2 separate regions of the Homo sapiens genome follow, and region 1 is linked to region 2. A link is a loop called in an ENCODE intact Hi-C map of the cell type or tissue named here. Cell type or tissue: heart left ventricle. All regions are shown on one strand. Each heading gives the region's core, and the rest is flanking DNA. Links, peaks and the distances in the headings are about the cores only.

Evidence for each region. Hi-C counts contacts between places; a loop is a spot of excess contacts. Peaks named below come from ENCODE experiments on the same cell type or tissue, not always from the same donor. Only the 100,000 strongest peaks of a DNase experiment are listed, where the experiment ranks them.
Region 1: a loop joins it to region 2, with 2.6 times the contacts of the local background. A loop is called at or near these places in 16 of 110 quality-filtered maps.

Annotation. Positions count from the first base shown.
Region 1 is chr10:114,390,073-114,405,283 of GRCh38, forward strand. It overlaps AFAP1L2 (actin filament associated protein 1 like 2), which reads right to left and starts at 14,430. Exons shown (of 19, transcript NM_001001936.3): 1 at 14,368-14,430. The coding sequence starts at 14,383. RefSeq lists silencers at 13,585-13,634, 14,432-14,511 and an enhancer at 14,465-14,965. In heart left ventricle, for the core only: CTCF peaks have their summits at 7,903 and 8,110; no DNase peak of the experiment used is centred there; H3K4me3 peaks cover 662 bases; H3K27ac peaks cover 414 bases.
Region 2 is chr10:114,320,217-114,335,427 of GRCh38, forward strand. AFAP1L2 (actin filament associated protein 1 like 2) reads right to left here. Exons shown (of 19, transcript NM_001001936.3): 3 at 13,005-13,079; 4 at 11,587-11,681; 5 at 2,955-3,045. LOC105378494 (a long non-coding RNA gene) reads left to right here and starts at 790. Exons shown (of 3, transcript XR_946334.3): 1 at 790-834; 2 at 2,731-2,884; 3 at 6,390-6,675. RefSeq lists enhancers at 1-1,005, 416-1,117, 8,224-8,869. In heart left ventricle, for the core only: no CTCF peak of the experiment used is centred there; DNase peaks (open chromatin) are centred at 7,944 and 8,855; H3K27ac peaks cover 751 bases.

The DNA.
Region 1 (15,211 bases), core at 5,910-10,909, 70 kb after region 2:
CCGTTTGTATGTGTTTTGCTCAATGTGGACTGCTTCGTGAATTTTGAATGACTGTAAATGCTATTGTCCACTGTCCTATTCTGGTTCCTGCCTTTCCATCAGCACTGTGTATTAAAGATTCATCTATGCCATTGGATGTATATCTCAGCCATTGCTTCTACTGCTGCATAATTCTCTAAGACATGTATCTATCAGTTCACCTGTTCCCTCTCCCAAGTGACACCTAGACTGCTTCCCATTCTCCACCATGACAAATAATGCTGCAGAGATCATCCTCAACCCTGCCCCCTTATGGACCCATGCAGACATCTCTTTGGGAATTGCTAGATCGTATGGTAAGTGCATCTTCAATGCAATTAAGAAAAATCGGCCGGCTGCGGTGGCTCACGCCTGTAATCCCAGCACTTTGGGAGGCTGAGGCGGGCAGATCACGAGGTCAGGAGTTCAAGACCAGCCTGACCAACATGGTGAAACCCCATCTCTACTAAAAATACAAAAGTTAGCCAGGCATGGTGGCACGCACCTGTAATCCCAGCTACTCAGGAGGCTGAGGTAGGAGAATCGCTTGAACCTGGGAGGCGGAGGTTGCAGTGACCCGAGATCACGCCACTGTACTCCAGCCTGGACAACAGGGCGAGACTCTGTCTCAAAAAAAAAAAAAAAAAAAAAAAATCCTACCTTCCAGACTGGCTGTACTAGCCTATACTCCCTCAGCTCTGCATGAAGATGGTTGAACCCAGCGTCCCTGGGAAAATGGGGCATTGTGCCACCTTCTCATTTCTGCCAGTCTACTGGGTGGTGGTTTTGGTTGACCTGCCTCTGATGACTAAAGAAGCCCAGGCATTTCTTCAGATACTTGTCAGCCTTTTGGCAGCTTCCTTGACCTGTAAACTCCTGTTCATACCCTTGATTCACTGTCTTTACTATGTACATTCATGCCTTTTTCTGGTTAATGTGCCTTGTATATCCTAAATGTTAATAGAACAGCTTTTAGACATTGTAAATCTCTCTCTCCTTTCTGCCAGCTGCCTATTAATTTTGTCCAGGGTGTCACTCAGTGAACAGAGCCCTTAACTTTGATGTAATCCAACTCTAAGAAAACCTGAGGACAGCAAACATTTCTCATTCAGTTCCTGTTTCTTTCTTTTCTTTTTTTCTTTTTTTTTAGACAGAGTCTCTTTCTGTCACCCAGGCTGGAGTGCAGTAGTGAGATCTCAGTTCACTGCAACCTCTACCTCCTGGATTCAAGCGATTCTCCTGCCTCCGCCTCCCAAGTAGCTGGGATTACAGGTGTCTGCCACTATATCTGGCTAATTTTTGTATTTTTAGTAGAGACAGGGTTTCACCATGTTGGCGAGACTGGTCTCGAATTCCTGACCTCAGGTGATCCACCTGCCTCAGCCTCCCAAAGTGCTGGGATTACAGGCATGAGCCACTGGGCCCAACCAATTTGTGTTTCTGGACTACTCACAATATACCACACGTGAGATTAGTGCTGTGAACACCAAAAATACTGTCCTTGGCCCTTAAGGAGCTTACAGCCTACTAGAAATATAGACTTCCATCAACAGACACAATGACCACGGCCATGAGGGTTGTACAAGATGAGGTGAGGGTTAAGGGATCCAGTGGCAGCCAGGGTCAAGGTGTCAAGGCCCAGTGAGCCTTGACAAACGTGCTTACCAGGCAGCCCTGAAGCATTTCAAACCAATTGACCAGCACGTGGAAAAGCCCAAGTTAGGGAGCTACAAGGAGCCCGGTATGACTGTGGCATAGAGCCAAGTGAGGAATGGCTGCAGAGGCTGGAAAAATAGGAATGAGCCAGGTACAGAGGGGCTCAGGCTTTCTCCAGAGCAGTACAAGGAACAGCACACCTCCTTACTCTCCCCACAGCCACTGGTGAGCTGCCCTAGATGCCGCCTGCACTCAAGGACAGGTCCTGGTTCAGGGGTCTCAAGAAATCTAGGCTTATCTTAGCTAGGATAGCAATGTATTGAAGTCTCAGAGAAACCCATAGACAGAATCCTAGAAAGAAGAGCACAGGGGCTTACATTTGTAATCCCAGCACTTTGGGAGGCTGAGGCAGGAGGATTGCTTGAAGCCAGGAGTTCAAGACCAGCCTGGTCAACATAGCAAGACCCCGCCTCTACAAAAAAATGAAAAATAAATTATTCAGGTGTGGTAGTGTGCACCTGTAGTCCCAGCTGCTCAGGAGACTGAGTCAGAGGATGGCTTGAGCTCAGGAATTTGAGACTGCAGTCAGCCATGACAGTGCCACTGAACTCCAGCCTGGGTGACAGAGCAAGACCCTGTTGAAAGAAAGGGAAAAAGAAAGAAAAAGGGTTTGTGTGCATCCAAGTTAAACTATCAAGGTGGATAAGAGATATCCATTGGACAGGTCTGGATTGTCCTGAATTAAATTAGGACTTTCCCTCCTTCACCTCAGTTCTCAGCCACAAAATTCCCCAACTCTCAAGGGTGCTTGTGTCAGAAATATACCGAATAAAGTCATTAGTGACACCACAGAATCTTATCCAGGAACTCACCAGGAACGCTGCCAGCCAGCTGTTTCCTCCTAAATCTAAACCATTTTCACACTCATAATGGTAATTTTTTTAAAAGCCATTTGGGGAGAATATTTGCTGCAAGCTATGTGACCACCTTTGTTATTTTTTCCAAACAGAGAAGAAATCTATACGCACAGACACATGGCAGCCAAGCCTGAAAGCATAGAGGAGGCCTGCGAGGAACTGAAGTCTCTCCACTCCAATAGAACAAGGTCCTTTGCACTCTCACTTTCTCTCTTCCAAGCTGCCTCAACCTTCCCTTGGCAGGAAAATAAATCTTGTAGGACAAGTCTTACACTTGAGGACATTAGGTAAATAGCTTTAAGAAATTTTAAGAAAAAAGGGGCTGATTGTCATCCCACATCTCCTTTCCCCCAACACGCATGTGCCCCTATCATACCTGATACCCGGAAAGTAAACGCTTAGGGCTGCAAGGAGAGGAGGAAGCAGGAAGGCCCCCAAGATAGGAGCACCCCGTATCCTCTGAACCTACCAAAGGCATTTTCCAACACAATCCTTGGATCACTTTTGCTCTGAGATGATTCCCAACTCTATTGCTAGGCAAAGGGAGGTAACTAAGTGCCCCAAAGCCACCAACACTCTCCTGGGGCTTCCTGCTTAGCACAAGAGGCTTTCACTCCCATACTGCCATGACCTGCACCAGGGGTGAGAATGTAGCCAAGAAACGAGGCTGACACTGACCTGAGCCCACACTCTCGCCCTGATTGGTGAGCCCCTGTTCTCACACAGGGAATGTGGGCTGCTGGTTTGCTCTTACGCTCAACAATAAACATGCTCGTGGCTCCCTGCATACCTGAGAGCACTCAGTGATCCACACTCTTACCTCCGGGTCAGAAAAGCAAAAATCCACATGCTAAGGGCTTCATTCATGAAGTAGAATCCCCGAAGCCTCTTTCATCGTGAGTAGAGACCTGGAGGCTGGGGACAGGGAGGGAAGTTGGGGGTGGAATGGGAGAGTGAGTCAGGCTTTGTAAGGATCTGATCTCAAAAGCAACAGCCTGAATTCTCCCTCCGAGAACAAAACAGCCTTTCCACTCTCAAGGGAACCAGTGCGTGGTGAGTTGGGAGCGACACCTGGATCCCGTAACTCTTGGAGATTTGCTGCCAGCCAGAGCTGTTTACAATTACATACACCAAAGCAGCCTCAGAAGGGCGGGAGATGGGCGCTTGCCCGCTGAGAAGCAAGGAGGTCAATGGGAAAAAATTATTTTAGTCAACGTTGAGCCTTCATGCTTGGAACTTTTATCCAAACAATGGACACATTCTCATGCTCCCCCTGGGAGGACACCAGTCCCTCCTCTGATACTCAGTTCCAGGAGACTTGGGATGGCGGTGGGAGGAGCCCCTCACAGTGCAGGAATTTTGATTCTACCCCTTGGTGGTCAGCGAGTCACAGCACTGTTTAAGGACCCACAGAAAGAGAGTACGTGTGCCCTTTCCTGGGACCCTAATCACCGTGACACTAACCTGCACTGTGCCGGGGGGACGACCGGCAAAGCCCCAGGGTTAGCAAATAGCTCTGGACCTGAGGATTGTGGAAGATGTCATTTCTTGCAGCAGGCCATGAGAAGTGACACCCTTTAGGGCTTGAGGAAGCAGCAGGGGCCACAGTGAACAAATTCCATTGAGGCCTGCACTTCTAGGAGGGAGTAAGATACTGAGAATAAGCCCCAGTTTCCCCACCCTGACTCTGAGGTCACCAGCCCCTCCTGGGAGAAGCCTGAAATTCAAGCCACGGCTATTTGAAATGAGAGCCTGAGACCACCAGAGGCCTGGGGACCAGGAGAGAGTTGGGAGGGTCTGACTCTATCCTCTGTGTCTTTCTGGCCTCAGGTTCTCAGTGGGAATCCCTTCTTTGGACTCAAGATCCAGGAGACCTGGAGACCTGAATGGAAGTGGTAGAAAGAAACAGAGTGAAAAAGTGGGAGAAAGTCAAGAGGGGAACAAAAGAAGAGAGGGGAAGAAGAGAGGGAGGGAGAGAGGGAGGGAGGAAGCAAGAGATGCAGGTGCAGGAGCCAGCGTGAGCCTGTGCGTCCAAGAGGCGTCCTGAAGCACCCACAACTCACACTTGTGTGTGTGGTTTTGAGATCCACCCTTCCTGCTTTGCCCCAGGCTACTTTCAGAACATCTGGGATATTACCGACTTGAACCAGAGACAAGCTTCCACCGACTCCTGGGAGACATGAGTCTCACCCAGCTCAAGTACCTGCCCCTGCTCTCTCAGGAGATTTCCAGGGGCTCCAGACATCTGGAACCGTCACAGCACAACTGTGTCACAGCCATACAGAAACCGTGCTTGACCACCATGCACGCCACGATCCTCAGCCACAATTCCGGTAACATCAACGGTAGGGACCCCATCTCTAAAACATGCCAAAGACATGTGATCCAACTCTGCCATGTCAGTCAAGGACCAGCTGCCCTGCACTAGGCAGTCAAGCAGTAGGTGCCACTTCACCATCCTTTATTCTCCCTAAGTGTGCAGGAAACTGCCAAGCAGAAGCCACAGAGGGCTTCTGTTAACTGTAGTACCTAATGTTGGTGTTCATCTTTATTCAAAGAATGTGCTAGAATTGGGTGCCGCAAAAGTCCTGACAATGCAAAGGGCGGTAGGGTGTTGACCATTGTGAGCTGATAAGGAGTCTAGGATAGTAACAGAATATTTGCCTCCAAGGAGACCCAAGACCATGAAGATGGCCCAAGCAAACTTGCCACCCAGTAGGTCCCAGCTCTGATACCGGGGACACGAAGCACCCTAGAAGAGTTCCTTCCAAAAGGACCACATTTGAATTTTAGTAAATCAGTTCAATATGTTCTAGGACTGTGGGTATTAAATAAAAGAAGTCAGTGAAACCTCCAAACAATAAGCTCATTCAACAATCTTTTTTTTCTCCCCCCATCTGGGGACTTGAATACAGTGAACATGAATAAATCCTGTTGTATAAAAACTGGGGGAGAAAAAAACGGGGGGTGGAGGATGGAAGGAAATGGCAGGATTCCCACTTGTTGGGCTAACAAGAAGGCTAAGACAGTCCCCTAAACCCAAACAGATGCCAGTGTGCCCAGGCAGCCCAGGGGAGATTGTGGCAGAGGTGTGCAGCCCAGGGAAGGAAACATCTGGAATCCCCCACTCATAAGCTCCCAGCTTCTCCCTTGCACTCAAACCAGACGCGGGCCTTGGGGCTGCCCCAAACCCGACCCTTCTTAGGTAGACCAGCCACAAGCCAGGCCTGACCCTGCATCAGGGAAATTTCACTTCAAATATGCACAAAAACACTGCCTGCCTCTCTAACATCAATGCTTTCCCCCAACAAAACTAAGACAATTAGAACTAAGGATTGCACTGGCTATGAGTCTGTAATTCTTCCAGAAAACCCTGGAACAGGTGGAAGAGACCTGCCTTTGTGGGTGACTAGTGGCTTGGATGTGTTTGTGATTTTAAAAAGTTGCATGTGGGAAATTCTCCTGTATAATTCATGGTTGAACATGACCTCAGCCCATGTAGTCCTCACGGATGGAAGTTCCACAGCCTTCCAACAGGCTGTGCTTAATAGAGATGCAGACACAGACCCAGCTTCCCAGGGTACAGAGCCAGACAAAATTCACCTGAAGAACAGGCAAATTCAACATGGGCTTTGATTAAAAAACAAATAAATAAATAAAAAGGAAAACACCAAGATCTTAAGAGTCCATTCAGATCACCCAGAGTGATACTTCTTCCTTCTTGGGGACTTCCACATCCTGTCCGCTGGCCTGGTGCAGTGACGACTGGTAATTCTGCCCTTGCATCAGAAGGCTTCTCCTTGTCTAGAAATAAGAGGACTGATTCTTTACATCAAATGCGACTGGGTGTGTTATTTCGATAAATCATGGGTTCTTCCCCTCAAAATCAATCCTAGCTAGCATAGACAAGCAGGACTGCCAAAAACAAAAAGTCAACCAGGAAATAATTATCCTGCAGACTTGATTACTCAATTCTAATACAATAACTTTATTGGTAGAAAAAAAAGACTTGCAGACAGGCTGCCAAAGCCAGTACATTAGATCCATGTGTGGGTAGCAGCAGAGTTCCCAGGGTGGGAACCTGAGTCTAATGCTCTTATATTCCATGGTCCTCCTGGGCTTGTTGGCTGCCTGGCCTTTAGGGGAGCTGCTTTTGCCTTTTCTCTAAACAGAGGGAGAGCTTCCACTATCACACTGATTGTGCCTAATGAAAAAGTCTCTGGCATTTAGGATGTCATCAGGCATGAGCCCTTGGCCTTTTTGTTTTGTACCAAATTTCTCACCCTTTTCTGCTGCATACACCTCCAGAACCATTGCAGACACACCCACACCAAGACTCAGTTGCTAATTACAACCCATGATACCCAACCTTGACCTTGAACCTTCATCTTATACCACAGCATCACAACTGCTAGAGTGTTTTTAAAAGTCAGCTTTATTGAGGTTAATTTACACACAGAAAAAAAAAAAGCCCTTTTAACTACACAGTTCTGAATTGTGACAAGTATGTATGGCTGTGTAACCACTACCAAAATGAAGATACTGAACATCTCTATCATTCCAAAAATTTCCCTCACGCCCTTTGTGGCTCACGCCTTCCCCCAGTCCCAGTCCTGGCAACTACTGATCTGTTTCCCTATAGTTTTGCCTTTTCCAGAAAGTCATATAAATAGAATCATTCAGTGTGCAAGCTTTTGAATCTTGAATAGCAGTATGCTTCTTTCACTTAGCATACTGGTGTGTATCACTAGTGGTAAGTTACGATCTGCCAGTTTTTAAGCCTTGGACTTTCACTTTCTTGTCAAAGAGACAAAATAATTGGTTCCAGCTCATGTTTGCTATGGAGAAATCAAACTCTTGATTCAGAAACTTTTACTAAAGCTTAGGTCCGGTAATAGGGCAACTCACCATCTCAGTTTGCCCAGGACTAAGGGGATTCCTGGGACACCAGACTTTCAGTGGTAAAACCAGGAAAGTCCCAAGCAAGCCCGGAAGGCTGGTCATTCAATTTGGGAAAGCTACCTCCAAGGGTAGGACTGTACATTCACCCAGCTTGGATTCTTCCTGGTACACAGTGGTTGCTGTCTCTGAGCTAACAGCTGGCTAGCCTCTCTTGCTTTAATCTCCAGCAGAAGGCTGATTTGCAGTGTGCTGGGGCTGAGCTTCCGTACAAGCTCACCACAGTCCACCAGGACTGTATCTGCCTTTGAAGTCCTGGGAGGAGCTCCAGGAAGTGAGAAGAGAACTCAGGGGCCTGCTTAGAAAACAGCAGAACAGGATTTCTACTGGCATGGGTGCCTCTCCCCACTCCTCCCTAATACCAGACTCCCCTGAGAGATGTGAGATCCGTGTTCCCTGGCCTCACTGTGTTTTTGCATCAGTCCAATGCAACGCGTCCAGGGGGAGGCAGGCTCCTCCTGTTTTTCTACACATTCTCCCTTCTCCCCGCTCAATGCAGTTTGTGGTTAGTTTGTTTTTTGAAACTAACTGGGGAGAATATGAGAGTCGAGTGATAGAAAATTAGGAAAGGGCTCAAAGCTACTATTTGAATTTAAGGGTCTCTCCTATGTGGACTTAATGAGACATCAGAGAAAAGTCAGGCAGGGCTAGGATGTAGCTCTACACATAACAAATGAGCAGTTCGTCACCTATCTCTTTCTCCACTGACATGAAGAATACACAGATGCTATCTCTGAGAAGCTAGGATGCCTAGAGGCTGAGAAGCCCCAACTTATATCTCCCAACAGCATTGAAAAGCACACAGTGGGCAGAGCCCAGTGAACTGTGAAAAGGCAGGAACTGGTGGGATCAGAACCACATGCCAGAGGTTTCAGGGTATCTGCTCCCCTGCGTTAATTTAACATTCTCTTTCTCAAAGTCTTTACCAATAGCTCTTACAAGTTATTCCACCAAGTGGCCTGCAAGGTAGATTAGTAATCATTATTCTCACTCATACAGATGAGGAAACAAGGCTGAGAAAGATTAATTGACTTGCCCAAGGTCGCATAGCGAGTTAGTGGCAAAAGCCAGATTAGAATCCCGAGCCCCTGAGTGCCCAGGCCGGTGCCCAGCTCCTTGATCTCCCTCAACCATCCACCCAGAGCATGGGCAGAGCCAGGTCTGCACCCTCGGGAGCCCTGGAGGCCAGGTGAGCTGCTGCAGAGGGCACAGACAGGCTCATACTCACACGCAGAAACCTGCCGGATCCTTCTCTGTACCACCAGACAGCAACACCCCTGTGCTGGAATAGACAGAAATAAGGCTCAAGTCGGGAAAGCCAAGGGTGGCCACTGTGGGCTTTCATCTCCATTTCTGGAATCTGCCTTTGAGATTTTGCTTCATTTCTTTTTGTGAACCAGGTCTGTTCTCCAGAGCTAGAGCACGGGAGAATATGTGATCTCTTTGCCTGGAATTTGTTCATTTCCCCACTCCCCAATCATGTCCCAGATACCCACTATGCAGCTGGCAGTGTGCCAGGGGCTGGAGAGGGACATAAGGAAAGACAAAGTCCCTGTCTTGAAGGAGTTCAGCCTGGCAGGGAAACAAACATAGACATGTACAATTATTAGACAAATGTGACACTAATTCCACAAATATTTGTTGCCCACCTGCGATGTGCTAGGCATTAATGAGGCTATCCCAAGAGTAATGAGGGTACACAGTGGGAGTCAGGGGAGGCTTCCTGGATGAAGAGACATGTGGGCTAGGTCCTGAAGATTGAGGAGAGTTTAACTGAGCAGGTAGTCCCTCCCTGGCTGAAGGGACACCGATAAGGAATGAATTTGAAATTGCTTTGAGCACTTCTTTCCTAAATAAATCCTTGAAAAGGAATTCTACCCTTTTAGAGACTCAGTTCTCAGGGATATTATATCCTATTTCTGACTGTCTGGACTGTTGCTTAATCTCTGTAGGCCTCAGTTGGCCTGTCTCTCAAATGGGAGTGAATAATGGTCCGTGTTGCAGAGGGTGGCTCTGGGCTCGATGAACAATCTTTGGAGACACGGTCACACAAAAGTCCTTGAGAAATGAATTCCTCACATGGCCTACGGCATTCTCTTTCCCACTAAGTCTGCTACTCTCCAGCTCTCAACAGGAAATTGGTTTTATTTATAAGAATCACAATCCTAAACTGACCTTTGCTGGGCTACCCACCCACATTCCCTCCCTCATTTCCCTCTCCTCCCCAAGACACATCCTCTCTCCAAAGATTCCTCAGTGACCACAGAACAACTAGCATCGAAGAACCATTGGAAAGTCAGATAGAGGAACACTGCGAACACTGGAGGTTGTTTTCCAGATGGGGAAACTGAGGCCTGGAGAGCTCAGCAGTTTGCCCAAGGAAATGAAGCCTGTGGGTCTCCAGGTTCCTGAGCCACTACTTTCTTCATTGCACCATGACTGCCTTCATGTCTCAGCCAGGGCTCTGGACAGAAAAAGCCATCCTCCCTTGGCTTGAGGAAAGTCTCCCTTCTCTGAATGACAGAAGCCTTTAAAGAAACATTTCCCGTTATGAAAGGGAATTGGAAGAAAACTGGCACAGCTTCCTCAGCTTTGAAGCTCCTTGGCCTTTCCTGGCCCTTTAATTGTGCTGGAAGCAGCCCAGCTCGCAGGGCTCCTACCCCTTCAGAAGAGAGGAAGGGCCCAAAGCAGAATTCCCCCACTCTGCTTGGCCTTTCAGCACCAAAAGTGACCTCTCAGTATTTCTGTTTCAGACCATTTCATTGCCACATCATCCAGGGCTCCCACGCAACTTCAAAGTCAGGGAGCTCAGGGTCAAGTACAAGGAGCAAACCCTGAGCTTAGGATTTTAAGCACCACATTTGAGATCGTTTTTAAGCAACGTTCCCATAGCCTTTTAAAGCCTCTAATAGCTGAAGGTGATTACAGTAGATTTCTGCAGGTATTACAAGATTTGGTTAAGGCACATCGTGTGAGTATCGGGGGGGCATCCCTTTCACCCCACACTTGCTTTTACTTTTCCAGGTGAGGAAAGTGTATATAAAATTACTGATCTTTTTTGCTCTTTTGACATTTCATGTTTTTTGGAGGAAATTTGGTTCCCAACTTTGGCTGCATATTGGAATCACCTGAAGACCTTTAAAAAATACAATGCCCAAGCTGTACCCTAGACCAATTAAATCAGAATGTCTTGGGTGGGGCCTTTACATCCATATTTTTGAAAGCTCCACAGATGATTCCATGCACAGCAAAGGTTTAGAACTACTGCCTTAGATAGAACTTCAACACAAAAAAACCTGAGTTCGTAGGCATTGAAAAATAACAAATACAGATGATTCCTGAAGGTAGCATGCCCATCTCTTTTAATTTGCTTTTCTTTTCCAGACCTTCCCTGACCACAGATCTCAGGATTCCCATATAAACTTTGAAGTAGTATTTTACTGGATTGACTCTTTGCAGTTCATATCTGCCTCCAATGCCCTAGAGCTAAGCGGGGGGACTGGATGATCAAATTCAGAAACAAAAGAACCGCAGAAAAAGAATAATAACACTTTCAACCAATTACTGTGATCTAAATTGAAGCTGAATATCTCAACCAGGCCCATCTGTATCCAAGTATGATGCAATTTCAGGAAGCTTCGGCATGGATGTTCCAAGCACAATCCACAGATAGTAGGTCAGTCACATTTGGCCCAGACCCACTCACCAGCTGGGAGAGCAGTCAGAACCAGAATGCGTGACCACACTGGGTGAGTTCAGCCAATGGGCTCATGCACAGCGATAAAAGGATGCTCTTATGAGAGTCATAAATATGTAAACACATAAGGATGGGAACCTTCTCAAAGCACCCTGTAGGATTTGGCCCCACATCCTGACATTTGCGAGAGCCTTACTGCTTATACAACGCCAAAGAGATTCACATACAAGACATAGCCATTTTACCATCGCTATTTATGGCAACTCTCATAAAAGTGCCATCTCTCTAGGAAGGGACTCCCACATACTCCCCGATCCCTTATTTTTGCTTGGGTGAGTCATGGCTATCTAGCAGAAATCTTGGAAGGGACTGGGAAGAAAGTCTGGAAGTGTCTCTGCAACAGGCATGTCACATGGGTGATATTCCAACCACCCATCATCTCCAGACCTCACTTTACATCCTACAAGACAATGGAAAATCCACTCAGAGCCCAAAAATGATAGGCTATTTTTGGAGGATGTACAATATATATAACAAGCAGGCTAAGGAACATGGAAAGACAATTTCTCCTACATGAACTGCTTTATAAGATTTGCAAATTAGAGAAAACATTTTGAGACTCTGAAGACAGCCATGAGGCATTTCCACCTACCTGAGAGAGGGAGAGCTCAAAATTGGAAGTACAGAAACAGAATGAAGAGGCATTTAAATAACACATTTAAAAAGTGTCACACACAATAAGAATTTTTCTTTACAGTTTTTACTTAGGCTCCAGGAGCCCAACTAAATAAACCTGCTTTTTCCGTTTAACTTTGTTGTTTAAACCACTATTCCTAGTTATTCCAATAACTATTCAATCTCAACTTTAAGAAGATGGCCCCAGTCTCTGAAAAGCAAGAAGAGACTACCGATTCTAGTCAGTCACACTGGTTAATCAGAGATGGGCTTCATTTTGCATTTTGCATAGAGGAACTTTTCCATTTAAAGGGTGTTCAAAGCACAACTTATCTGCCTCTCAGGAGAATGGGGAATTCTATATCCTGGGGCTAGGGGATCCCCAAATTCCTCAGTGAAAGGTGTAGTAAACCTATTAGCAGCATGACACCAGCGAGACAAAATAAAGATTTTTCTCATGAGTCAAACACTGGAATTTGAGTTGGATTAGCCTCTGAAACCTAGATAATTCTCAGGTTTACCCACTTATCACTCTGTGTCTGGTTTACTGCAAAATGATCAGGCAGATACATGTGTTACCAAAAACATAAGCACCCTGACCTGGAAACGAAGTTCCCTTCAGTTGGCAAAAACTGATCCTCTTCGAGGGTGGGAGGATTTTAAGCTCCTGAGAGAGAAAGATAACTAAGAAGACTTTTATCAGGTCAAGGGCCAAGTCAAAAGTTATTAATACAAAAGCCTTCTGAGAATAACGGGACATTTTGAAAGACCCCAAATGTGATTTGCCCTGATTTAGAGAGATTAATATGCTGATTTGAGAAAGTAGCTTGCAACCTACAACTAACACCACCCCCACCCCCATACACACACCCCAGCTTTGCAAGTCAGGGAGCTGGAAGGCACCCCAGAGGCCAACACTTCCTGTCAGGCTCAACTCAAGGCCTGAATTCCCAGAGAGGGTCCCTCCCGAAGGGCGGAGGGGCCCCAGTAGGGGAGGGAGTGCAAACGGCCATGTTACAAGGAGCAGGACTGTGGCTTCCTCAAGTGTCTGAGACAGCATAAGCGCGCATTCAGTCATTCAAGCACAAAACTGACGTGATCCCAGTAGAATTTGAGAAGAAGAAAACCACCGGGTTAGAAATGCGAGAGAAGCTCCAGGGAGGGTTCACAGAAAGAAATCAAAGGTGGCCAACTCCTTTAACCCTGTCCCCCACGCCGGCTCCCTGCTGTCGGCAAAGACCCTTCCTGAATATATGAAGCTCTGTCTGGGACTTGGATCTTTTGCCTTCACCAGTAACCAGGCTACCCAGATGAGAAAAAGCAATGGGAAAGTGAAAGACAAGACTACTTTAGGGAAGCCGGTCCCAACAGGTCCCTTTATGTCAGTTTCAGGGATCAGAGCCCTCCGGGAGTGAGATTCCTGGGAATCTGAGCGTTCTCTTTTTATTACTCTCTCCCAGGGGAAAACAAATATAGAAGCAGCATTTCCTCCCGCAGGTTTGGCGGAGACCGGTCCAGCAAAAGAGAAGGCAAGAGGCTTTTCCAAAGGGAAGGGGTCTGCAGGAGGATGGGGGAGGGGGGAGCGCCCGCAGGGTTCCTCTTAAGGGGCAACTCCCTGTACTCCCTTTTCAAAAGAACCGCAATCGAGACTTGTAGACCAGCTCCGAGGCTCCGAGTGTGGGTGCTAAGCTGGGCGTCCGGCGCACCCGGGACGGCCCGCCCACCGGGGTTTGGCGGAGATCCTGGCCCCCGCCAAACCCAAAGCTCGCCCAGCTGCGCACTGAGCTAAGCCCTCGGGTCCGGACGCCTCCAGGAGCTCCACCTGCCGGGCACTCCATTCGGCCCCCGACCCTCGCATCCCTCCTTTCTTGGTGTGGGGGAGCAAAGAAGGGCTTGGAGAGAAACGATGACCCGAACGGCAGGACGTTTGGGGAGGCCCCACCTAGCCCGGGGAGGGTCTGCGCGCCCACTCCACTGCCCAAGCGCTTTGCCGGGAGCAGGAAGCCCCTAGCCCGGCGGGCGCCCGGGAGAAAGGACTCAACAGCCCGACCCTTTGCCCCCAGCAGCTCAGCACGGTTCCCACCTTCTTCGGGGCTTCCTCGGCCCCAGGCATCTTTCCTGTGCGGCGGGACTGAGGGTGGAGTGGGGTGCCGGGCTCACCCTCTCTCCTGCAACAGGTGAGAAGCCCCGCCACGCCCCCCACTGACGACCCCCTCCTTCCGCGCCCGGGAGGATCAAAGGGCTCGGGCCGCAGCAGCCACCTAGGAGCCCACCCGCCCAGTCCGCGGCGCCGCTGTCGCCCCCTCTTAGGCCCAGGTCCGGGCTGGGTGGGGGCAGTGGGCTCTGCTTATCCCGAGTCCTGGCAAGACGAGTCCTAGCCCTGCCCTCCGCGTCGCTGGGCGAAAGGGAGTGGGTGTGCGCCGCGCGAGGAACCCGCGCCCTCACCTTTGTACCGCTCCATCGGGGCCACGGAGTGCGCTCCTCGCGGCTCGGCTTCTGCGCTGCTCTCCCGGCGCTCGGCTCAGCGCCCAGGCCGCCGCGCTGGCCCCTCCCCGTGAGGTCACGCTCGCGGCCGGACCTCCTGGCGGGGCCGCCGCGCCCAGGGTCCTCGGACCTGGCCCCCGCCAGGGCTCGCCCCCAGCGCCCCTGTCCCAGCGCCCCTGTCCCAGCGCCGGAGAACTCCGGCCCGCCGAGGCTGACAGTCGGCTCTTGAGTCGGTGCGCGCCCGCGGCCCCGCTCGCCGCCCCCGGCCGCCTTGGCACTCCCTTCACGTCTTGACTCCGGGGGCGTCGAGAGGGAACGAGACTGGGACGTTCCCAAACTCTGGGGGAGGCTCCGGGAGGCCGGGCTTGGGTGGGCCTCCAAGATTGTTCCCACACCCCTGCCCGCTGCAAACCCAATGCCTGGAGGAGGAGACCGAGGTCCAAGCTAGGAGGTTGAGACTGGCTTAGAGCTCCTCGCGCTTGGCTCCCGAGCCAGCGCGCTTTTGCCCTAGGCCTTCCTGGAGGGGCGAGGAGGGCAGCGGGGCGGGCAACCAAACCTGCTCCGGGTTCTTTGGGGATTGCTCCCACTCTCTTGGAACCTCTCTGGGCAGCCGCTGCCAATCGCGCACACTTCAGGGTGTGTGAAAACATCTGCTTGCTGCTTTCTACCTGAATTTCCAGGGCCAACGCCACAAGTCAGGGAGTGCCGTTTCCGGGGCGCCCAGTAAACCTGACCGCCTTGGAGGGGTGGCGCCGGTTCCATAAGGAAGCTCGGCCATGGCTCTGAATCTCCACCCTGCACTGCC
Region 2 (15,211 bases), core at 5,984-10,983:
TCCCTAGCACAGGCCAGCAGGGCACTTATTACACATGTGCTCAGAGAGAGGGACATGACCCAGGGGAGCGGTGTGGGGATAGGGCTGATAGAGCAGGTCAAGAATCCAAGCAACTGGCCTTTTGCAAGAAGTCAGCAAATCGCTATGGCCGCCAACTATAGCAAGGGGCTGGGGCCCCACGCCTATTCCTCCAGTCACAACCTGCATGTCACACTGTTTGACCAGGCAGGACCTGAGGTCAGGCCAGCTTGTAAGGCAGGTGAAGGCCTCCCTCTGTGCTGACCATGACTGCTTCTCCCCAAGTCATCCCCAGGCCTCTCCTTGGCAGGACAGGCAGGGCTATGTTCCCTCCCACCTCGCAGCTGGTTTTCCTCCATCTTGGAGCTTTCCTGACCCACTCCACACAGTGAGTTCAAGCTGTCCTTGGGATGACCCCTAGTCCCGGCTACGACCAATATGAACTCACAGTTGAGAGACAAAACCAAGAAGCGCTGGCCTTTCTGACCACTTGTTTGTGTCGAGATGGAGTGTCTGACCCACAAACCGGCCCCCTGGTGCGTCTGGCAGGCAGGCCCCTGCTGGCCCGGCCACACCTGGGAGCAGGGAAGTGCTCACTGCGGTGAGTCACTGTTTCCACCTTCAACGCGCATCCAGACAGCAGCACCGCACCCTCGCCTTTGGTCTGAAATCACAGCCCGACTGGTGAGCTGGCACCACCTCGCATGCTCAGTGGGTCAATGCTAAGTGCTGGCTGCCCACAAAGCCAGCGTCTTAGAATAGACTCAGCCTAAACAGGCGCTCACTTCCCACAGAGTTCCCAGCAGGAGGTGGCAGGTAAGTGTGAAGGAAGGGCAGGGGAATCCCATCCCGCTCCCAGTCACCGGTCCCATCTCATCCCTGGTCCTGTTCTTTTTATTTTTATTTCAATAGTTTTTGGGGTTCAGGTGGATGCATTCTTTAATGATGATTTCTGAGATAGTGCACTGTCATTCGAGTGGTGTACACTGTACCGAATATGTAGTCTTTTATCCCTCACCCCCACTCCCAATCTTCCCCCGCTAGTCCCCAAAGTCCATTATATCACTCATGCCTTTGGGTCTTCATTGCTTAGCTCCCACTTATAAGTGAGAACATAAGATATTTGGTTTTTCATCCTGAGTTACTTCACTTAGAATAATGGCCTCTAGCTCCATCCAAGTTTCTGCAAAAAACATTATTTTATACCTTTTTCTGGCTGAGTAGTATTCTGTGGTGTGTATGTACCACATTTTCTTTATCCCCCTCATTGGTTGATGGCACTTAGGTTGGTTCCATCTCATTCCTGGTCCTGCTCTTTATGGAACCAACAACACCTTCCTCAGCCTAGTTCATTCCCAGCCCCAGGGGCCCTAGCCTTTTATATCTGCTGATTGATTTATGCTTTGAAAGCCCTTTCACCTACAAAGGAAGGAAAGAGAAGGAGGACAGAAGGGGAGGACCACAGTCCAGCTGCCACAGAGACGAGGGTCACAACCACTTCTTTCTGAATCTCAAAGCCTTCCTGTGTGATCAAATCCCCACACCAAGAGCACTTTTGATCCAACTTCCTCAGGCTGAGAGCCATCAGCCAAGGACAGAGGGTGTTAGCATGAGCCCTGCCTACAGAGCCGCTCACACAGTGTCCAGGGCGATCTTTTCAATACCTAAGTGATATAGTTTGGCTGTGTCTCCACCCAAATCTCGTCTTGAATTGTAGCTCCCATAATTCTCACGTGTCATGGGAGGGACCTGGTGGGAGGTAATTGAATCATGGGGGTGAGTCTTTCCCATGCTGTTCTCGTGATAGTGAATAAGTCTCACGAGATCTGACGGTTTTATAAAGGGGAGTTTCCCTGTACACGCTCTCTCTTGCTACTGCCATGTAAGACGTCTTTGCTCTTCGTCTTCCACCATGATTGTGAGGCCTCTCCAACCATGTGGAACTGTGAGTCCATTAAACCTCTTTCCTTTATCAGTTACCTAGTCTCGGGCGTGTCTTTATTAGCAGCATGAGCACAGAGTAATACACTAAGTTAGGTCAGTCCCTAAGTAACCCTCTGGAGGTTTGCAGTCTTTCCTCATTCAGAACTAGGCCAAAGTCATTCCTGTGGCTGGCAGCCCCATCTGCGTCCCCACCTCCTTTCATTCTCCCCTGCTCCTGCCATGCTGGCCTCCTTGTTGTTCCTCAGACACACCCAGAGCTCTCCTGCCTTGACGCTTTTGCAGATACCATGTTCTCTGTCTGGAAAGTTCTTCCTGAATGTATCTGCCTGACTCACTCTCCACTTCATTCAGGAATCTGTTTAAGTCATGCTATCAGAGAAGCCTTCCCTATCTAAAGTAACTCCCCTGTCCTGCAGAAGCCCAGCTCCTGTTCTGTTTTCCATCCTCTCACTTATCACCACCGACACATGCTGTTTATTTGTTGTCTGTTTTCTCTCACGGAATGTCAGTGCTGGGATGACTGGGCTCCTGTCCCTGACACAGCGGGAGCACCATAACTATGAGTCCAGTGAAAGAACATGGAAACTGAGCTCAGACTCAGCCTGACCGCCACTTCCATTGCTGACCAGGGCCTTGGGCCTGTTGGCCAACACTCCTCTCTTCTGTCACCTTTGTGCTGAAATCTCACAACTTGCAGGCAGGAACCACAGAAAACATCAGATGCAGTCAATCTATTTGTTGTGTACCATCCCTCATTCCTCCTTGCAGGACAGCTAGGTCTGCTGTGGGTCTTGGCTCCCCATTCACACTAAAGGCTGAATGCTCTGTGGCCAGTTCTCAATTTGGACCATGCTTTCCTGTCACAGCAGCCCAGACTACCCTCTGTCACCCAGCCCAGGATGAGTGTATCTGTTACCCCCAGGTAAGTCTGCACCAACATCTGTGCAGGAAGCAGTAAGTCACCCTCCCAAGCCCCAGCCGCTGGGATGTACCATTGAGGGATGTGTCATATGGCTCAGCCTCTTCATAGTAGCCCTCTGGAGACTCCGTCTTTGGGATGGCAAGCTGTTTCCGTTCTGGAATCTGTGGTATGAACAAATAAGACAAACGTTTGCAGATATGGTACACTGGGAGCAACTTGGAAATAACTCTTCGGGTGGAAGTCTAGAAGACAAAAATGCCCAGCTGGACTTTAAACTTTAAGCAAGTTGGGAGGGAGAACATGCAGTATCATGAATCCCATCAGTCACAGTCCATAGTGTTTGGTCTGTAGCCACGGAAGGGCTGTGGGCACGTTGTTTAACCTTGCCAAGACTCAGCTTTCTCCCCTGCAAAATGAGGCTCAAGCCCCCTACCACACACACAAAATATCATTATGTACATGATATATCATGCACTTAGCAGTCCAGAGAGTGCCCGGCTGTTGGGATAGCTATTGTGGCTTTTAAATAGAATATATTTTCTAAAAAGACAAGTGCTAATCAATAGCACAGGGAGAAAGAGGACCAGGTTTCTAAATCCTACACTTTTACCATAATATAGTTCAATCACTCATTCAGCAAATATTGGATGACTTCCATGTACTAGCTGAGAGGGACACATCGAAATTTCAGGAGTCAGTCCTAAGAAAAGCTTGAGTAGCTGGTAGATTTTTAACAGCTCCTGGTCAAGTGCATTGTGATATAGTAGTGCTATAATGGACAAGGTCAAAGTTCTGTGAGAACCACAGGAGGGTGTGAGGAATATTTAGGACAAAGGAAGGATGCCCAGGGTATGTGATCTTTGCGCCGAGCCTCAAAGATGACCCTGAGCTTATGTGGGATGAGGTTGAACGTGTGCAATTTGAGAATAAAAAACACCTGCAACTGTGTCAGAAGCACAGAACGTGAAATCATTGTGTTCCTCCCTTATTCCACCTGCATAGTAGGCACTAGACTATGAAGCTATGCTTCAATAAGCTACCTTTATAAACAACCATGGGGGAGAAAAAGAGGTAATTTGTTGCATTACTATTATGACAGACAGGTCGTGAATGTGTAAGCACCCTTGAACATGGGTCTCCAGTGTCTTTTGTTTTGTTTTTCTGACAGAGTCTCATTCTGTCACCCAGGCTGGAGTGCAATGGTGCAATCTCGGCTCACTGCAACCTCTTCCTCCCAGGTTCAAGCAATTCTCTTGCTACAGTTTCCCGAGTAGTTGGGATTACAGGGGTGCACCACCCCCCCCCCCCCCCCGGCTAATTTTTGTATTTTTAGCAGAGATGGGGTTTCATCATGTTGGCCAGGCTGGTCTCAAACTCCTGACCTCAACTGACTGCCCGCCTTGGCCTCCCAAATTGTTGGGATTACAGGCGCAAGCCACCATGCCCGTGGTGTCTTTCTGAATCATGAAACTCCATGGGAATATGCATAATGAGTTCACAACAGAAGTGGCAGAGCTCGAAATGTATTCCCTCCCACTCTTGATTTTGAGAAGTCCTTGTGCTGCGCCCTCCGCGTGAGAGGGAAGGCCTGGGCCTTCAAGGAGGCTCCACGTGAAAGCACAGGCAGGCTGTGAGGTGGGGGAGGTTGTAGGGGGAGATGATGGAAGCAGCAGCCAATGGAAGGACGCTGCAGTGCCCTGAGCTCAGGTGGACCCCTGTGCTTTGGGGGAGAGGGTAATGCTAGGAATCCAGAAACTCCTGCCATGAAAAATGGATTTGGGGGACCCAGGATGGAGGTAGCTCCCCTACTCCTGGCCCAGGAGACAGTGGGAGGACAGGCAGCCTGTGCTTAGCCCCTGTGGGACAGTCCTCAGCCTGGGCTGCAAGAGTATCCCTTCCAGCTTCCCCAGGGTGAGGATACCAGGGTCCCCAGAGCCCAGTCCTGTGTGGTTTGGACTCTACAGTCTGTTTATATAGACCCTGGAGTTCATGTAACTTGATTTCAATCCGGGCTTCAGGACCTCATAGATTTAACCTTGGGTATGTGACAGCCTCTCTGAGCCTTGCTTTCCTTCTTTATAAAATAATAATACTAGGGTTGTTTTGAAAATTCAATGAGACAAAACGTGATAGTGTTTCCACAGGGCCTGGCCCATATTAAATACAAGGAGGCCATTGTTATCACTGTCTGGGGCCCCTCCACAGTCCCAGGGTCTGCAGGTTGCGCAGTGAGGGCAGTTAATGTGACAGGCAGTTAATGTGTTGTCCTGAAAGCTGAGACGAAGAGGATCGACCCTGTCGGGGCATCGCAGAGGGTTGGCTGAGGCCAGGCCACAGCCTGGGTCCAGCACCAGATCTGGTCCTGTACCAACAGAGCTGATATGAGGCACAGGGCAGGCTCAGAACAGCCTTCAGCCCTCCTCTGGCATGTGGCACCCCCTACAAAGAAAGGAATCAAAGAATTTGGTCACTTCATAAGCAAACCCGACACTGTACTGGGCTGACAGACGCACTGCTGAAGGGAGCCAGGTTGCACACCTCTGCCCAGGCTCCTGCCTGGCAGCCAGGCCCTAGCAGACAATGAGCGTGCCATTGGTAACTTCTAGTGTATGGTCCTCCCTCTTTGCCAGCCCCAGCCTGGTACAAGATCTTTGCTCTCTCAGCCTTTCCTGGTCCCCCTGGTCAGCCAGCAGCCTGAGAAAAGGCTGAGACAGTGACAGACTTGCCTGTGGTCCACTAACAACAGGCTCCCTAGGGTCCACAGGGAAAGGGTCCTCTCGCCTCTGTGGCAGTAAGGTCTCCCCAGTGGGTCCCAGGGCTCATCAGCCTGATCTGGCTGGGCCTCCAGCTCCAGCCTCCAAGAAACTCCGTTCCCGTCAGGTGGGTCCCATCTGGAGAAAAGCTCTGGGCACCCGAGATCTGGCCCAAGGTCAGGATTCTCTAGAGTCGAACAGGACAAAGGGAGGAGTGAACCCTTCTGCAGGAGCTCCCCATGGGTCATCATCACCACAGGGTCTGTCCCTGGGGGCCTCCTGTCCTGTCTAGGGTGGAGCCAGGCAGTGTTTTGTGAGTGTCTCCTAAGCTTCTGTTGAGAAGAAAAATAGCTCAGAGAAGTTTGAGCTACGCGAGGTGTGCAAAATGTATCAAGCCCAGGAGTATGGGGCTTCAGGCACCGTTTTCTCCCCTCCCCATTCCTGGGGGCAACTGTTTAAAGGCATTTTACTCCTCACTAGCTGCCTCATCCATTGTCTTCAGGTTCCTGTAATTTATGATACAAAGAACAATGTTTAGCTGATCGATAGCTTACAGTATTTTAATATAAAATATTGGTAAACAACTTAAAAACTGCCTCTTCTTTTTCCTTTGAAAACCCACTTGTAACTGCTGCCAATAGGAACATGGATTCAGGGTAACTTGAATCTGTGCTCTTGGGCTGCAGCCCTGAAATTTTGGTCAGAATAAACTCTCTACTTATATTTATTTTGTCTCCGTTTTTTGCCTGTAGGTTGACACTGCAAAATCTGAAAATGGCTCACTATGCAGAGACAGTGCAGGGCAGGAGTGGAGTCCGATCTCCAGAACCAGGCTTGAATTCTGACACTGGGACATCCTTGCTATGTGACTCCGACCAATTCACTTGACCTCTCTGGACTTGGCATAAGAAGGGGAGAATAGAAATATCTGTCACATGGGGTTGCTGTAAGGATTGAAGTGTGCCTATCACTATTCAATATTCAATACATATTAGTTTTTACTAATCTAAAAAATAAAATGTAAAAATAAGAAAGGGAGAAAAGTTTTGCGTATATGTGTTTGGTGGAGGATAAACTAGTGTACTCTGGGGGTGGGTACAGAGGAGACCATAGGGTGGAGTCCCAGCTCTCAAGAATGCTGGGTTAAATGATGAGTCACATGATTAAACAGACACAGTGACCTATTATCAGAGCTTCAAGGAGACAGATCCTCATCTCACAGGGTTAAGGAGAAAGGACTATTATTTTGATTATTATCATTATGATGGTGAAGACCGTGAATTTTATATATATTTATATATATATATATATATATATATATTTTTTTTTTAGGCAGAGTCTCACTGTGTTGCCCAGGCTGGAGTATAGTGGTGTGATCTCAGTTCACTGCAACTTTCAGCTCCCAGGTTCAAGTGATTCTCCTGCCTCAGCCTCCCGAGTAGCTGCGTACCACCACGCTTGGCTAATTTTTGTATTTTTAATAGAGACGTGGTTTTCGCCATGTTGGCCAGGCTGGTCTCAAACTCCTGACCTCAGGTGATCTGCCTGCCTCAGCCTCTCAAAGTGCTGGGATTACAGGAAGACTGTGAATATTAAATGAAGATCCAGAAGAGATTTAACATCAAAACCTGAAAAACTTTGACTGTTTGGAGGAAGGGACTGCGTGAGCGAGTCAGGCTTGGCAGGATTGACCAGACCAGAGGTCCAGAGGGCCGCAAATCTTTTCAGGAAAGGGCCAAAAAGTAAATATTTTAGGGACTTGTGGCCACTCGGGACCTCTGTCTTATCTCAGCTATTCAACTCTATTGCTTGCTGTAGCTCAGAAGTCCACAGACTAATACAACTAAATAAGGCTGGCTGTGTTCTAATAAAACACTATTTACTAAAGGATGTTACAGATCAGATTTGGCCAGTGAGCTACAGTTTGCCAACACCTGGCTTAGACTAGACACAAGAGCTGATGAGGGGTGGCTCAGAGGACCCGAGGCATCCTCACAGCTCTAACCATCCTGCCCCAGAGTATGCTGCAGAAGGCTCCCAGGTGGGGGTGAGTGGACAGGCCAGGCCCAGCCTCCGAGGCTAGCCACGGCAATGTCCTTTTAGGGATTAAGTGGTTTCCCCCACAGAGAAGCTCATGTAAGAGCAGGCCAGCGCATGGCCAGGCCTCAGAGGGACGATGGGGTGGAGATGGCCATGCTAGCCAGACCATCAACCATGGCCAACAAACATCTGTTTCTCCTGCAAGGACCACGGCACCTGGCTGTGCAGACAGCAGCCTGGAGAGGCCACAGCTGCCTGAGTCACTGTCCACACCCACGAGGTTGCTCCAAACCCCTGGCTGCCCCTTCTATTGCTGGACAGACCTGCTCTCTACTGAGTCTGTAGGGGTTGGAGTGAGGACATCTGGGCTCGTGGCCGATAAGCATCCCGAGCCTGTGACCGAGGCATGATCCTGGCCCAGCCATAGGCCCTGAGGACCCCAGGTGGATGTCCACGTGCTGCTGCAGGTGCTGCTGCAGGTGCCGGTGAGCCCAGGGCCAGGCAGCTGTGCAGGGCCCAGCCCTCAGGTGGACAAACCTCCCTGAAGTTCTGGGATCAAGGGAGGAAGGGCGGGTTTTCTGTCTGAGGAAGAGACGCCACAGGGCACTCCAGGCTCAGGGTTCCAGCCTGAGCTGGACAGTGACTCAGGCAGCTGTGGCCTCTCCAGGCTGCTGTCTACACAGCCAGGTGCTGTGGTCCTTGCGAGAGAAACAGATGTTTGTTGGCCACGGTTGATGGTCTGGCTAGCATGGCCATGGGGTTCCAGCGGCCATGGCCTCTCCCTGCTCTGGTTCTCCTCCTCCTTCAGAGCCACAGACATGACTCCACCCTGACGCTGCTCCTCTGGGGGCCTTGGACTAAGAGTGATGGCTGCTTCAGCCTGATTCAACAAGAGAGGAGGCCTGAGGGAGTGAGGACATGTGCTCATGTGTGTGGGCAAGGACAGGGAGAGTGCCCGGTGAACACCACCTACATCCCCACACCACATCTGGAACACCCTGGGGTAGAGGTGGGTGCCTTGCACAAGACCAGGTGGGACCTAGCCAGGGGACTCGCAGTCCACACCCGTCTCTGGTCCTTCACAGCAGAGAAAGTCCACAAAGTGGGAGGGAGCTGCCTTTTCCTGTCAAGTCAGCTGGCTTTGCTAGAAGTCTCCCTGGGGCCTGGAAGCTGTCCACAGGCAGTTACCACTTGGCTGAAAGGCCTCCTTGGGATCGTGCCATTCCTGGGTGCTGATATTTTCCCCAACTGCCGCACCAGTTCCTTTCAAACAGGGACACAAGCCCTAGTCACAGACGACAATCCAGGAAGTCTACTTCAGAGGGGGCCACGCTCCCCTCCCCACACTCAGTGTCTGAGGCACAGGGCACTGGCTGAGGAACAGAAGCCAGCATTGGAATCCCAGGGCCCGCAGGGACTCTCCGTGGCCCAATTAACTTACAGCTGTAGCCAGGTCCCAGACCCTGGGCCCCTCAGTCCATGCTGTGCTTGTAAAACACAATTTCTAGAACACTCACACAGTACGCGGTGCTCATGAAACTCTGCCCCTACCCACCAGGTGGGGACCCACCAGCAGCTGCCCCTGGTGGGGCAGAAGATGGCACTTCCACTAGCAAAGCCCAAGATACCTTGGTCAGAATCAGACGCTGGATTTAGGATAGAAAAGTTCCAGCCGTGGCTCAGAACAGCCACCTTTCCACTCCCACCACCCAGCAAGCAATGCCTGGGCCATACCAGAAAACCTCTGGTTAAAGCCATCAGCCAATGGATGGGACAGCAGAGGGGCTGTGCTCTTCCCCCAGGTATCAGGGCTGAAAGTGAGGGGAGCCTGGCACTGGAGGGAGCATAGCTTAAGCCTTTGCTCTGTTACAGAGAGAAGCAAATGTCAGGGAGGCCCAGGCTGGGGGAGGAATTGGGAACAACAACAACAAAAACCTGCATTTAAATCCTGGCCTAGTACTTCCCAACTGTGGGACCGTGGCCAGTGGTTTTTAACTCTGAGTCTGTTTCCTCATATGAAAAACAGTGACAAAAATACCCATCCCTCGATGGGTGGTGGGCGGATGGTGTGTGTGCATGGTATGGGGTTGAGGCTCAGGGTGTAGCAGTCGCTGGCATTGTCAGCATCACAGGGACACCAGGGACTCAGGTTCAGTCCCGACATCAAGCCTCACTCAGCCTGAGATGAGGAGTCTCCACCAGCTGTCACCCAGCTCAAGGGACGGCATGCAATGGGACACTGTCCCAGGTTCTCCAGAACTGCCCACCCACCCCACATGGTAGAGTCAGATCCTCAGCTGTGGCCCCTTCCCCCCAGGAAGGCACGAATGAAGGGGCCAGTCCAGAGCCATTCTGGGGCTGGGACCCCCTCCACGGAAACATGAGCCCACAGATCAGGTGACGGTCAGTTGGCAGGAGCTTAGCTTCCTGCTGGCGCTGACCCAAGACCCCCTGGCTACCCACATAAACCCTCCTAAGCTGAGACCCCAGTCCTGCCCCAGGATCCCTCCCCAGCCATGCCCTACAGAGGAAAGAACCTGGGTTCAAATGCTGACTCTGTCACTTACAGGCTGTGTGACATTAGGTTTCCTCACCCTTAAAATATAAACACTACCACTTACCTCACTGAATACTAGCACAGTATGCCACACACAGTGGTGGGGGGGCTGCCATCCTTAGCCCATTAAATAAGCCCATCTGACGAGACAGATGTGAGCATTTCTTCCATATAAACCAGGAAATAGAGGATTAGAGACTTTAACTTGCTCAAGTTCAAAGAGCTAGTGGCATGCAGAACTGGGATTTGAACCCACATCCATATGATTTTACAACTCCATCCACATTAATGGATATTTAGGTATGGCCTACATCTGTCCATGTCTGCAGATACTGGACACAAAATAGTAAACGAGAGACAAGGTCCTTGTCCTCAGGAGCTGACATCAGGAGAGGAGACAGTAAACAAGACTTCCAGTAGCAGGTGCCATGGAGTGGGTAACTGGGTGGTGGGTAGATAGCAACCCAGGTGCAGATGGGGGAGGGATGCCTTACTTAGCCAGGTCAGCAGGAGTCTCTCTCAAGAACTCTGGAGAGATGAGAAATTGGTAGAGGCCCAGGAGGTACAAAGTCTCTAAAGCAGGCCTGACCACAGTGACAGAATCCAGGGGCAGAAAGGAGGCCAGTGAAGACCCTGGATGAGGAGGCAGGACATGCAGCTGAGCCAGATCATAGGCCCTGAGGCCATGCTAAGGAACGGGATTTTTTTTTTTCTATGTTTAATAAGAACTACTGGTAAGGTTCAAGCAGGTAGTACAGTGTGATATGTTTTATGAATTTTTACTTTTCCTTTAAACTCCAGAACAATGTAGGGGAATTAAATTATTTATTTATTCACTTATTTTATATGTTAGAGATGGGGTCTTGCTATGTTGCTCAGGTTGGCCTGTAGTGGCTATTCACAAGTGTGATCACAGTACACTACAGCATCAAATTCCTAGCCTCAAGCAAGCCTCCTGCCTCAGCCTCCTGAGTAGCTGGGAATACAGGTATGCACCACTGCACCTGGCTAGTGCAAATTTTTTAAAGGTCACTGTGGTCTAGGCTGGTGACCACAGCTGTTCATGGCCCTGTTCACATGGTGCTGGATAAAGAGCCTGAGTAGCGTCAGGTGGCACTCAATCAAATGTCCCCAGACCCATCACCCTCAGCATCCGGAGTACTGTGGCCCCAAGCAAATCACCTGTAGGCAGGTTTACTTTTGCTCTGTCCCTACACGTGCCTTGTCCCAGTCCCTGAACACAGTAGCTGCTCAGAAAATGCCAGACACTTAGTGAGCTGACACCTGTGGAGACAACTGGAAGTTCAAGGGGCTCACGTCAGGGAAATCAGGGGTCCTGAACTGATGCTTACCATCTTGGGTGGCGGGAGGTCTGGAAGGCTCTTCTGAGGGGCCGAGGAGTGCTGGCTGGGCTCCCCATTGGGTAGCAGGCCCTGCTCCTCAGGCGCTGCGGGCAGCAAAAGGAAAAGGCTTCGGTGAGGGGTGACCAGCCTTACACAGGGTCTCCTTCCTCAGGAATGCCCGGTCACATGCACCCTGTGAGTTCTTTTTGAGCAGGTGTTAATTACCCAGGCAGGCGGTCCCTGGAACCGAAGTTGTTTTTCCTCCCTGCAGTAATAGGGTGCAGGAGTGCCCCAGACATGTGCCTGGGGTTTCTGGCAGCCTCTGTACCTGCTCCCCTACCCATCCCATGTCAAAAAAAATGGTCTAGCCACAGAGCTTTGGCCAGCAGAGAAGCTGCCTGGTGGCCACTATATTGAGCCACTCTCAGCATGGACCCTGTGATTATGGCTCTTTCCTCCCACAGTTTACCCAGAAGGCAAGTGACCCCCGCCAGAGTGGCCAACCTCATCTGGATGAGCTCTGCCATGTCCCAGGCTTGGTGAGGGGCAGGAAGTGAAGGAGCCACACTGGGGAAGTGAGGCCACCAACCCTCGGTGCACTTGGAAGGAAAGGTGCCGAAGACACTTCTGAGCCTGTCCATTTCAGCCAGCCCTGGGACAGACAGGCTCAGGCAGGCCCGATATCGGGGATTTGGTGGCTGATGTCTCAAAGACAAGCCTTCAACAGGACTGAGTGCTTTGCCATGCTGTGTTCCCACCCCTCTCTAAGCCTTTGTGGTTAAGTCACAGGCTTGGAAGTTAGGAATTGGAGCTTCTTAGCCTGCGTCTTCTGCAACTAGGCAGCTCTGCATACCTCTGGGCCTCCCCGGGGTCTTGCCAGGCCCCTCCCTGGAGGTTTTAAGGGAAAAGCAGAGAGCAGAACAGAGCAGAAGAGTGAGGCACCATGGAAGAAAACATATGTCCTTCCCATGGGAGACTAAACGTTCCGCCAAAGTCAGCACCTTTGAACATCATCTTTGACTATTAAGGCAGTTGCTGACACCACCATTTACTTCTCTCTCCTCTTCCTCAAAACAGACTTCTATCAAAAGACATAAAGGCAGAACCGTGGGATCAGCACCACACACAGCTGCTTTCTTCGAACATCTGAATTATGACTTCCTGTTCCTGGGATGATGCTGGGAACAGCCAAAAAGTTTTAGAGCCAGATTCCTTATCCAATGGGCAAGGAAGGGGTGGCCTGTTGAAACATCCTGAAATACATCAACCCAAAATACGACCAACAAAAATGTGGCTTCCAAAAATAACTCCGCCAGGCGGGTCTGTGTGCCGGCTGGGAGGAAAGAGAGGTGGGACAGAACCAGCTTGGACCTTCCCCCATCCCAGGAGTGGCCATCATACCAGCGTCAGTGATCCCAGCCTCATACCTTTGCCTTGAGACTCTGCATTCTGTTGCTTGTTGATGGTCACTTTGTTCATATAAATGTACTCCTCATCAGAGCCTGCAGAAGGAAGGAGACACAGGCTTTGTGTGACTTCCTGAAGAGAAAGGGCCTCCAGCTAGAAACCCTGTTACTCCAGAGCTGTTTTCATCTGCCTAGGTTCCAGTAAAAGCACACAGCATTTTCAGTGGATTGAAAGAATAGTCCAACATGCAAAGAGCTGACAGATTTCCAAAAGAGAAATGGCAAGTTGCTGACTGCTAGTTTTCTAGCCTGACCGAGGGTGTGGGGGCAGGTAAGATACAGAAGGATAGCTTATGGTATAAAAATCCTGCACTTTGGGAGGCCGAGGCAGGCGGATCACTTGAGGTCAGGAGTTGGAGACCAGCCTGGCCAACATGGTGAAACCCTGTCTCTACTAAAAATACAAAAGTTAGCCAGGCATGGTAGCTATAATCCTAGCTACTCAGGAGACTGAAGCAGGAGAATCACTTGAACCTGGGAGACAGAGTTTGCAGTGAGCTGAGATCGCACCACTGCACTCCAGCCTGGGCAACAGAGTGCGACTCCATCTTAAAAAGAAAAAAAGAAAAGAAAAAAGAAATCCTAAGTTCAAGATCTGCCTTGTATTCCACCAAGTAGAGATGTCTCTGGGCTTCCTAGCATTTCATTTAAATTGTAAAATATTTCCTGTCATTCTCACCCTAGTCTGAATTACTTGAATGGGCTGATCCAGTGTGTATAGATAACCCAGGTCACACTGAAGACCTGGAAGTTTAGTTCGCAGGCCTCTAGGTAGGGGGCCATTGGATGGGTGAACGGGGACCTGAATAGCCAAATCATGTGATTTCTGAATTTAAAGGGGTATCCTGAGAATAAGAACTGAGGAACCACCAGCCACCTGCTCTACCCTATAGATTATACCCTGCAGTGGCACAATCCATGCCTCCTTTAAAACCACTTCTGTGCAGGTTAAGTCACCTTTCCCATGCCTGCCTGGGCAGAGAAAAGCTGGCCTCCTAACTCTTGCTCCATTTCCAATCCCCCAAGGACCCTTTCTTCAGAAGTCTTCAGAGGAAGCTCATTCTAGTGTTTCTCTTCATCAAAATCCTCTTGAATTTCTTCTGCAGCCTTAATTTGCATTTCCTAGAAACTTGTGGCTGATAAATTCCAGTGGTTAGAGACCGCGTTACTGAGCCAAAGGACCCAGTTCTAACCTCTGGCGAAGGAAGCAGTTCAGTGTCACTCTGTTGCACGACCACAGACCGCCCAAACTCCAGCCAACAGGCCTGCAAAAGCAGGGACCCGAGAGCCAAGAGGAACAGGAGGGGGCTGGATACAGCCTCAGTGATGAGCACCTCTGGTTGTCATCTTAGTGCCTTGCCCTGCCAGGACCAGTCAGCAATGTTACCCCTGTGCCAGGGACTGCAGCAGTTTATGCAGTTGATGCATAGTGGGAGCTATGAGGTACAAATGGAGTGAACCGGAACTCACAGATTCCCACCCACTGAGACTCAGAGGGGGCTGGGTCAGTCCCTTCTCCAGCACATGGCAGAGGGGAAAAGTGCCCTGCAGGGAGAGGCAGGAGACGGGGTCTCAACCAAAGCTTTGCCGTAACGGCATCATTCTGGGCAAAGCACCTAACCCTTGTGCCTCCGTTTTCTTGTCTGCATGACAAAATACTGCCTGTTTCAACCAAACTCTTCAGTTCTCAAGAGTACAAAACTCAGATACTAGGGGGTTTGGAAAGGTAAGGTAACCTTACAACTAAGATGAAAAATGACAGCTTAAAACATGGGACATGACTCAAAGGCTCAACAATAGGAAAATGGTAACAAACCATGGCACATCAACATATATAACAGCAAGTCACCTTTAAAAACTAAATGGGTTACTGAAGAGGGTATAAATTGGCATGGCCATTTTAGAGATGATTTTGGAGGATACATTTTTGTGTTCATATTCTTTGACCCAGCATTTCTACTGCCAGAAACTTATCCTACAGATAAACTCTAGCATTTAAAGAAAATTGTATTTGAGGACATTCACTACAATACTGCATGATTTTTTTTTTTAAAAAAAGAATACAACATATGGCCGGGCACGGTGGCTCACATCTGTAATCCCAGCACTTTGGGAGGCCAAGGTGGGCGGATCACGAGGTCAGGAGATCGAGACCATCCTGGCTAACA